Linked DNA regions of Homo sapiens: region 1 is linked to region 2. A link is a contact called in ENCODE Hi-C or POLR2A ChIA-PET data. All regions are on one chromosome and are shown on one strand. The core of a region is the stretch at or near the end of the contact, and the rest is flanking DNA. Distances in the headings are between cores, read along the strand shown. Region 1 overlaps FGGY (FGGY carbohydrate kinase domain containing). Region 2 overlaps JUN-DT (JUN divergent transcript).

Evidence for each region. Hi-C counts contacts between places; a loop is a spot of excess contacts on that map. ChIA-PET counts read pairs that join two places held with the same protein, here RNA polymerase II (POLR2A). Pooled maps may share reads with other maps.
Region 1: a loop to region 2 is called in a map with no recorded cell type, with 12 times the contacts of the local background. The contact joins two enhancer-like sites. A Hi-C loop is called at or near these places in 3 of 37 single-sample maps with no recorded cell type and 4 of 50 pooled maps. POLR2A ChIA-PET finds 5 or more read pairs at or near these places in 1 of 52 experiments (activated naive CD4-positive, alpha-beta T cell).

The regions. Positions count from the first base shown.
Region 1 is chr1:59,330,164-59,335,069 of GRCh38, reverse strand. The region is part of intron 2 of FGGY (FGGY carbohydrate kinase domain containing); the gene reads right to left. Among named protein-coding and RNA genes, the nearest start is that of FGGY, 36 kb to the right of the region's middle. Within about 2 kb of position 1,334, at least 3 of the 41 ENCODE cell types and tissues checked have a DNase peak (open chromatin) inside an H3K27ac peak, as active enhancers do.
Region 2 is chr1:58,815,644-58,821,001 of GRCh38, reverse strand. The region is part of intron 1 of JUN-DT (JUN divergent transcript); the gene reads right to left. LOC101926907 (a long non-coding RNA gene) reads right to left here. Exons shown (of 2, transcript XR_246327.5): 2 at 4,960-5,358. Among named protein-coding and RNA genes, the nearest start is that of JUN-DT, 33 kb to the right of the region's middle. RefSeq lists a silencer at 4,479-4,628 and an enhancer at 5,082-5,358. Within about 2 kb of position 2,786, at least 3 of the 41 ENCODE cell types and tissues checked have a DNase peak (open chromatin) inside an H3K27ac peak, as active enhancers do.

The DNA of each region.
Region 1 (4,906 bases), core at 85-2,584, 520 kb before region 2:
ATACTTTTAAAACGAGTTGAGCTATGAAAGATAAAATGGAAAGACATCCATGATATATTAGTAAGGTTTTAAAAAAAAGAATATGCAACAAATTGTTAATAGTGGTTGCTCCTGAGGGTGGAACTGCAGGAGGAGGATATAGATTTTACACTTGTTTGTATAATTTTTAAAGTTGTAGAATAATAGATTTATCGATTAATTCTATTTTTTATTTTTGTTTCTATGGTTTCCTTTATAGAAAAAGCATGAGCGACCAGTTTCTATTAACTTAAAACATGACTACAACCTTTTAAATCCCATAAAAGTCAACTCAAAAATGTCCATCCTCATTTAGTGAAATTCACCTTAAAATATATAATTATTTTTTTCCTGTTTGGAAATACCAGATTTATAATTTAGAATTCCATTTCTTACTATTTAACATGTTCCTCAAACAAGAGCTTCACATAATTATGAGAAATGTCCAAAAAAGAAAAGCAGTAATTTTTTTCAAGTCATATTAATAAAGCATTGCCATATATTGAACATCTACTATGTGCCATATGTTTGACATACATATTATTTAATCCTTACAAAGCCCTCCAAAAGAAACATTTAATATTAGTTTTTCATGAAAAACAAGTGGGGGCCGGGTGCAATGGCTCACGCCTGTAATCCCAACACTTTGGGAGGCCAAGACGGGAAGATCACTTGAGGTCAGGAGTTTGAGACCAGCCTGGCCAACACGATGAAACCCCATCTCTACTAAAAAATACAAAAACTAGCCAGGTGTGGTGCCATGTGCCTGTAGTCCCAAATACTAGGGAGGCTGAGGCAGGAGAACTGCTTCAACCCAGGAGGCAAAGGTTGCAGTGACCCAAGACCATGCAACTGTACTCCAGCCTGGGCGACAGAATGAGACTCCATCTCAAAAAAAATAAAACAAAATAAAAGAAGTGGATGATTGGCGAGGGAAAGGGTGAACAGCAGGCACAGAGAGGTTAAGGAACTTGCACTTGTCACACAGCCAGTAGATTGCAGAGCCAGAATTCAAACTCAGTGTCTATTTTCTTTCCATTATACCATACTGCTCACCTCTGTCATCAGATAATTTCCTGTTGCCCAAGAGACTCATCCTGTGGAAAGGACATGTGATCTAGAGAACACTTGCTGCTGACCCATCTGTGACTGCTGGTAGTACCTTGACCCACAGTACCAAGTGAATACCCAGATGCCTTCACCACACTGATCTATCTAGACTTACAGTGTGAGGACCAAACCCATTTCCTGACAGGCAGTATGGCCTCATGACAATGAGTCACAAAGACTTGAATTCAAATCCTAGCTCTGCCACCATGGCTACGTGGCTGAAGGCAAGTTACACAATTCTAGCCATTGCAACTCCTCTCTTGCTTTGCTGGTTCATGTTTCTATAGCATTTACAGGTATGGCTATTTCTGCCTGGAATGTCCTTACAACTTGGCTTGGAAATCACTGGATAGTAGTTAAATCAGCGACTTTGGGGGCAGAAGACCTGAGTCTGAAATCTGGTTCTACTATTTCCGAGTTATATAACTTTGTGAAGTCAGATAAGCAGCTTCCTTGGCAGTACAAAACTATTACCTAAACCTGCATCTCCCAATGATATGAGAATTCAGCAAAATAAGGTGTGATGAGCTCAACATCTGGCATCAGTGCACAGTAAGTAGCAGTTTATATTAGAGCAAATTAGTTGCTTCAAATCTTTCCATGTGGGATACCAATCAATCAATCACCCAGCCCTAACTTCTACTTGCTATGTGGCCCAATTGGCTTCTGTGCCCAGAAAGTGCATGTCTGACTTGGGTAAGCCCATCTCACACAGGTCTGCAGTTAGTCAAAAGAGGACTTGGGTGAGAAAATATAGATGACTCAAACTCCATACCACAAGGCAGTTTGGGAGTAGAAACAAACACAGGATGTGGTGTCCAAAGAACTTCCTTCTGGTGCCAACTCCACCACTTCTAGGTCAGGTAATCCTGCACTAACTCCATCAACTTTCTGAGCCTCAGTTTCCTGAGTGAGAGATACCTCCCAAGTAAGAATCAAAGGCTTTGAATGGGATCAGTGGAGTCTGAAATTACTTTGAAACCAGTAAACCTTTATAGAAAATAGGATAGGAAATGCACTCAATGCCTTATTGTGTTCATGGAATGTTTTTATGTACAAAGCACAGCATGCTTGCTCTCTGTGTCACGTAAGCACATATAAAAATGACAAGCAAAAAGAGTAGGAATAGAAAAAATTGGATAGACTCAAATCTTTCTAAGAATCATGGCGGGAGTAACCTAGTAGGAGCAAGGAAAATATTTTCTTCAATGTATGTTATGAATCCCCTCAACAGACCTACAGAGTGCTCAATATTACAATCATGGCCTTCAGTCACAAAGACTCAGCGTCTCTATCTTTCAAACAGAGACCTCTCACAAGAAACTGGAAGAGTAACTGTGGCATGCATTTAAACCTGATCTAGCTAGGTAGCCACTACTATTTCCCCAGCCTTACAAGGAAATGCCTTATGATCATGCTCATCCACAGCTGAGGAACATCGCCATTCCCAACCCCTCACCCCACACCATCTAAACCATCCCAGAAAGATGACTGTCAGAGTCACACTACCCAGAAGGCCTCTGGGGCTTGACCTGGTGACCTAAGAATTCTTTTTTATATTCTTATTAATGGAAGAAGAAAGCAGCCCAGTAATCTCATTGTAACAGCTTGGAATCAAGAGAATTTCCCTAGCTAGAGAGAAAGCACATTGCTCTTCTAAAGAATTTCCAGAGAAAGAGATTTCTGCAACCTCATTTGGTAACCTGTTCCATGTCTAACAACTGTCAACTCGTAGCTATGGGGCAGCAAACAAATATTTGGGGAAGGGATTGTGTATCACTTTCTTCTTATTGTGGGAAATGGTTCAATTCTGCATGTGTTTTAAATCAGCAAGATCTGCCATATTGGGTGGGGAGATGGTGTTTCTTAGAAACCCTCCAAACTGAGAACTGGAGGGTCAGATGCATACCTGGTTTTATCCTTAGCTCTATTTAGAGCAAGGGTCAAAGCCTGGGGCTTCATAGACATAATCCAGCTTGCAGTAGAGTTCTGAGTGGCAGGTACTGTATTCTTTTAAATCTTGATTTGAATGCCTTTGTCAGCTTTGGGGGCGTGCGAGGAGTTATGCAATCACCAGTTCCCTCAGGCTCCATCACTACCTGTTGGTTACACAGTTCAATCACTCACTTAGCCATAAGTCCTTAGCGAAAATAATCAAGCCCCTTCTAGGGTCAGGCTGTGCAGAATTTTCTCTTCTAGGTATTGGAAAAACAATGGAGAGAAAAACTTTTTTTTTTAATCCTTGCTCTTTTGGAGATTACATTTTAGTAGGGATAGACAATACCCAATAAATCAAATAAATTACATAGTGTAGATATAGTATACTAGCAAGTGATTACTCAGGGGGATTAGGAATGCAAGGAGGAGGTGGTTCCTATGCAAGATGCAAGTGAAATTTGAGGATACACCTGAAAGACATGAGGAGTGGACCTCATGGAAATCTGGGGGAAGAGTGTTCCAGGCAGGGGAACAGCGAGCGCAGAGGTCCTGGGAGGGGGAACAGCAAGAAGACAAATACAGCTTGTGTTGGGGCGTGCATTACCTGGAAGGCCCTTGAAGGCAGTCAATTTTGTAAAAGCTACTCTAGTGACCAGTGAAGTAAATAAACCCAGTCCTAATCCTTTACCTACGTAGCATCCCAGCTTAGGTATGGTATTGCCATTTGATGATAAGATGATGAAATAAAGGCCAAATACTCTCATTTATATCAGTGACCCCAACATTCTGCCAAGAACTGAAACTCAAATAGCCTCTACCTCCTTCCTCTCCATTGTTGCCAAGTCCAGTTACGCCTGCCTTCCTAAAGCCTCTCAGTCTCAGCCCTCCTATTTATTCCTCTGCCAATAGTCTAATCTAGCCATTTATTATTAAAAATATTAAGCACCTATATGTGCCAGACACAGAGAACATATCCTGGTCAAGAGAGACGTGGTCCCAGTCTTCCCAAAGTTTATAGTTTAAAAAAAAAAAAATCTCAGCCTCTGAAACTCATCAGGATGTCTGCCTCCTGACATCCTTAAATTTAGTTTCTTCTCTGCCAGCCATTCTGAATCTGTTGCAAGACTGGTCAATCTCAAACTCAGGATGATTCTAGAGGAGCTCCCCATTGGTCTGAGCCAGCTGTCTCACCTACCCCTGTATCGTCAATTCTAGCCTCCCTTTCCTTCTTCCTATTAGAAACCACCTATTACAGCTAGGATTCGATCCTTGATGTTCCCATCTCAGCGCTTCTGACCATTCTATTCCTCCAGTTCCAATTGTCTTCTCTTAAGAGTTCAAGAGTCACTTTTTGCCCTACATCCTTTCTCAAGTTTTCTCCAGTGGGTAGAAGTAGGGAGGTCTCCATTTCTTTTCTTTTCTTTTTTTTTTTTTTGAGATGGAGTCTTGCTTTGTCGCCCAGGCTGGAGGGCAGTGCTGCGATCTCGGCTTATTGCAACCTCCGCCTCCCGGGTTCAAGTGATTCTCCTGCCTCAGCCTCCTCAGTAGTTGGGATTACAGGCGCACACCACCACGCCCAGCTAATTTTTGTATTTTTAGTAAAAACAAGGTTTTGCCATGTTGACCAGGCGGGTCTCAAACTCCTGACCTCATGATCTGCCCACCTGGGCCTCCCAAAGTGCTCTCAATTTCTTTTGACCCTTCATTTTTTTTACACTTCCTGGGTCTAATATAACCCAGGCTCTGGGTAAGCAAAACATAGCTCCTGCCCTCCTGAAACATAAAATCTAGTAGGGAAGACATACATTAATCCAAAAAGTGAAATATCTTATTATTTTGT
Region 2 (5,358 bases), core at 1,537-4,036:
AAGGCTTGGAAACTGGGAGATCTTTAGCTTTAATCCCATGGGTAAGTCTCTTATGTTACCTATGGATCAAGAAACTCTCTGCCTCAAAAACCTGCAGTGGCTCCCTGTTGCTTCAACAGAGGACAGCTGTCTGTGAGAGTTCGCAGTCTAAGTAAAAACTCAAGACCACCTAAAATAAAATAATCTGACAATGACGTTGTGTGTGTGTGTGTGTGTGTGTGTGTGTGTGTGTGTGTGTGTCATAAACATTTACTGAGTGCTTGCTAAATGCCAGGCACTCTTGAAAGAATACAAAGATATGGATCCACCCCAACCACCATCATTTTGGTAGTAGTAGAGTGAGATATCCAAGGAGGTCATAGGCGATTAAGAAAAAGAGACTTAGGTTGGGCGCAGTGGCTCACACCTGTAATTCCAGCATTTTGGGAGGCCAAAGCAGGTGGATCATCTGAGGTCGGGAGTTCGAGACCAGCCTGGCCAACATGGTGAAACCCCTTCTCTACTAAAAATACAAAATTAGCTGGGCATGGTGGCGCATGCCTGTAATCCCAGCTACTTAGGAGGGTGAGGCAGGAGAATCGCTAGAATCGGGGAGGCAGAGGTTGCAGTGAGCCAAGATCATGCCACTGCACTCCAGCCTGGGTGACAAGAGTGAAACTCTGTCTCAAATTAAAAAAAAAAAAGGAAGAAAAAAAAGGAAGAGACGTGTAAAGAATATTAAAGTGTTAGCAAATGCCAAAAGATAATTCTACATGGGTACATGGGCACGTGTACAAAAGGAATCAGTCCCCTTCATTTGGATATAGGCAGGAGTCCAGAAAAGCTCCTAAAGTAAGCTGCATTTCAGCTGAAGCTTGGGGAACAGGGGCTCCCCAGACAAGCGGGGAGGAGCGGTAGTGAGGGTGTTCCACGGAGAGGAAAAGCCTGAGCAACGGCCAGGAAGGAGGAGGACACATTCTGGAAACTAGAGGTGATAAAGTCAGTCCGAAGTGTGGACTGTGAGCTGGGGTTCAGTAAGAGACCAGGCTATGAAGTAAGCAGGGTGTTTACAGAAAAGATACCACACTGGAGTCAGGCAGACCTGAGTTCAAGAGCTGACCATGTCACAAGCTAGTCAGTCAGTCCGCTCTGAGCTCAACTTCCTTGGAAGTCAATGACTAGGAGGAGGGGGGCAAAGGATCACCAGCTCTCCAGTGAGGTTGGTGGAGGCACGGAGCTGGAAACAAAAGTGCTGGAAAGACTTGTTTTGTTTCAAAACAAAATACTGAAAATGTCCCCTTGCTTTGATTTGTTTTGAATCATGATATTTTGCTTATTTTGAATTTGAAACTCATTAAAAGAGGATGTAAGGTTTTTGTGTTTATCTAGGGTGACTTGGATTATAAAAGAGGCAGAGAAACTCTGGGTGAGGCGATCTTAAAGTCCCCTCTGATCCTCACCTCCAGCTCTAAAATGACTGACATTTGGGCATACAGGGAAAAAGCAGAGAGGTGCAGCGAATCAGATACTGAACTTGAAGTCAGACCCAACTTCTTCCAACTCAGACTTTGCCACTCACTTTCTCGGCAAGTTAACAAGCGTCTTGGAGTGTCAGTTTCCTCTTCTATAATATGATCTTTTCCTCATAGCCTTATTTTGAGGTTTATTTGAAATAATGGATTTGAAAGCAACTGTCACATAGTAGGTGCTCAATAAATGTCAGCTGAGTATACTGTCTTTGTTCTCTCCATATCCCTGTCTCTAATCATAATAGTTTCCTTGTGAATACCTACCATCTGCTGAGTGTTGTCCACAGGCTATCTCTTTTACAAGCAGAAATTAATGATTTAATTCTTTGTTGTCAGTTGAGTTCATTGAATTGCCTCAAGGCGGTTCTGACCCTCAGAATAGAGACACAATGTTTGATGGGAATTTAGGGTATTCTGTCTGGAACTACACAGGTTTAAAATCTTTTGAAATTTAAAGTGGCTTTTTATTACTTTGGAAACCTATCCACTGCACGTTTTTATTTCTAACCATTATCCGTTTTCTCCCTTACTTTCCACATTTAACTCAAGGCTTCAAATACAAAAGCCAAGTTTGAAATAATCACAACATTTAAGCAATGAATGTAATGACAGCTTATATTTCCATGGCAGGAAGATGTACACTATATTTAATAGCTTTAGCCATTTACAGCAAAAATTACCACGGGGACTCCAAAGACAGAGGGTAGGAGGAGAATTCTGGGCCTTTGACTAAAGATGCCATAGTCATAAGCTGTTTTGGAAATGATTAAGTGATAAATACAGTAAATTTACCCTCAATTCTGGGAACCCCACAGTGCAGACATAATTCTACAGAAACAGAATTACTCTGCAAAGGCAGAAGTAATTATTATTATTGTTAAAAGGTCTAAACCTTAAGCCTGTGCTGTTTTATTCTCTTTAGCTGGAAGATCACTAAGTACACAGACGAGGGAACTTAGGTATGTGGAGCATCTATTAGACACCAACTTCTCTATCACTTAAAACCTAACCTCCCTCCACATTCCATGTAAGCACTTGGAACTGGACCCCCAAAAATTACAGTGAGGGAAACCAACAATCTTGAATATCTACGGTGTGCAAGCCACCTTATTATATAAAATATAGCATATGCATGCAATGCTTAATCATATATAAGGAATGCCAATAAGCTCAGAAAGGAACCCCTTGCCTTTGTTGAGGAGGCAGCTGTGTGTGGTATCATTCCTGGCTGCATGCCCATTGCCTAGCATTGTGTCTGATACATCCTGCAGGAATTAAGAATATGGAATAAGGAGCCAAACTTTGTAGATTCAAGTCCTACTTAGTAGCTGTGTGACTTTGGGTAAGTCATTTAACTTCTTCGTTCCTCAATTTCCTATTTGTGAAATGGGATGCTCTTAATACCTCTCTCATACTGTAATTGTAGAATTAAATGAGTTAATAAGGGTCAAATGCTTAAGACAGTGCTGGCAAACAGTAAGAGTTGCAAACATCATCACTTGTGGAATTGCTGGATAATGGGGACCTCACCATCACCCTGTGACATAAAGTGTAATAAACTCCTTTTTCCAGGTGGGGAAACTGAAGAAAGTACACCTGCCTGGTCATCCAGTTCTTAAGTGGCCTAAACAAGATTCCTACCTAGGCCTAACTAACACTAATAACAAAACATAGCATTTAATTAGTTTTTTTTCAAATGTTCTAGGCCTTTACAGATAGGCACATATTTACTTCTCACAACAATTATATGAGGTAAGTGTCAGTAACTCACATTTTACAGATGCAGAAACTGAGACTGAGGTTAAGTAATTTTCCCAAGGCCATATAGTCAGCAAATGTCAAGTGTGGGTTGTTTTGTTTGTTTTATATATTTTTTTCAACTTTTATTTTACTTTATTTTGAAACGGTGTCCAGCCCAGTGCCTAGGCTGGAGTGCAGTAGCAGGAACATGGCTCACTGCAGCCTCGACTTCCTAGGCTCAAGCAATCCTTCTGTCTCAGCCTCCTATGTAGCTGGGACCACAGGTGCACGCCACCATGCCTAGCTAATTTTTAAATTTTTTGTAGAGATGAGGTCTCACTTTGTTGCCCAGGTGGGTCTCAAACTCCTGGCCTCAAGCCATCCTCCCCCTTCTGTCTCCCAAAGTGCTGGAATTAAAAGAGTGAGCCACTGCACCCGTCCCAACTTTTATTTTATAATTGGGGGTACATGTGCAGGTTTGTTACAAAGGTATATTGCCTAATGCTGAGGTTTTTAGTATAATTGAGCTTGTCACTCAGATAGTGAGCATAGCACCCAAGAGGTAATTTTCCAGCCCTTGCTCTGCTCCCTCTCCCACTAACTCTAGTAGTCCTCAGTGTCTATCATGTCCACCTTTATGTCCATGTGTACCCATTGTTTAGCTCCTGCTTATAAGTGAGGATATGTGGTATTTGATTTTCTTTTCCTGATTAGTTCACTTAGGATAATGGCCTCCACCTGCATCCATGTTGCTGCAAAGGACACGATTTCATTCTTTTTATGACTGCATAGTGTTCCGTGGTGTGTATGAGCCATATTTTCTTTATCCAATCCACCATTGACAAGCACCTGGGTTGATTCCAAGTTTTTGCTATTGTGAATAGCACTTCGATGAACATAGGGATTCATGTGTCTTTCTGGAAGAACCACTTATTTTTCTTTCGGTACAGACCCAGTAATGGGATTGCTGAGTGGAAGGTAGTTCAACTCTGGGTACTTTTAGAAAACCCAGGCCAGAGAACCTGACTGTCCCCTACATGGAAGAAAAGGGCCAGGTCTCTGGAACCTGAAATTCAGCTAGCTGAGCTGCAGATCTGGCTGGCGTTCCTATGGCCAGAACTTGGACCTGAGGACTGTACGAGGACTGAGGATTGAGGCTGGGTCTCTGGGGCCGCCTGGGGCTCTGGGGCCGCCGGTGGGTTAGCGGGCCTGGAACACGGGTGTGGCCCGCAGCGCCAGTTTACAACGGCCGGCAGGACCGCAGGGAGGAGCAAAAGCAGGAAGTGCCGCGCGCGCTCGCACCGAGGGAACCCCGGCGGCGCCCCGCCTTTGCCGGCGTCTGGGCTCTGTGCCCGCCGCCCTCCCCGGCCGTTCGCCCGCGAGTCCCTTTCGCTTTTAACCCCAGCCGCGCTGATTGCCTGCGATTACTCAGAATCGCCCCCACTTGGCTGGCTGAGCGACAAAAATCAGCAGTAGCTGTCCGAGGAAAGCTCTTCGCAAACCGGCGCCCCCACCCAGCGGAAACACCCCAAGCCGGATCCCAGAAATCTCAGTCTTCTCCCAACCCCGGCTCTGCCTCTCTCTCTCAATGGGACTCGTCCGGGTCTCAGTTTGCCCATCTGTGCAGACGGTGTGAAGAATTTCTGCACAATCGAGAAAAAAAGGTGTGGAAACAGCCGAAAATAATTTTGATCCGAAATAACTTTGAGAGTTTTATAGTCTAATCGATTATTGTTTTAATAAGAATCTGTATTTTTTCATGCAAAAAGGAGTTTAACTGTCACCCAGGAAAATTCGCCTGTGGTTGGAGTTGCCCTGTGCGACACGCCCAGGGAAGCGCTGGAATGTCCCTTTCCGCTCCCATCTGTCTGTTAACCTGTAACCCGTTGTGCATGTATTTGATTCTTCCCGGTTAGAAGTTTTACAATCTCGGTGACGATAGGTGGGTTGGGGAGAGACTGGGTTTTGCAGCCAGATATTGGGTTACAATATCTTGCTGTACCATTTTTTTGCCTGTGGGACCTTGGTCAAGCCATTTCAACGTGCCGAGCCTCAGCCTCCCTTCTATAAAATGGGAAGAAGGAATCTCCTGCAGGGTTTCTGGGAAGAT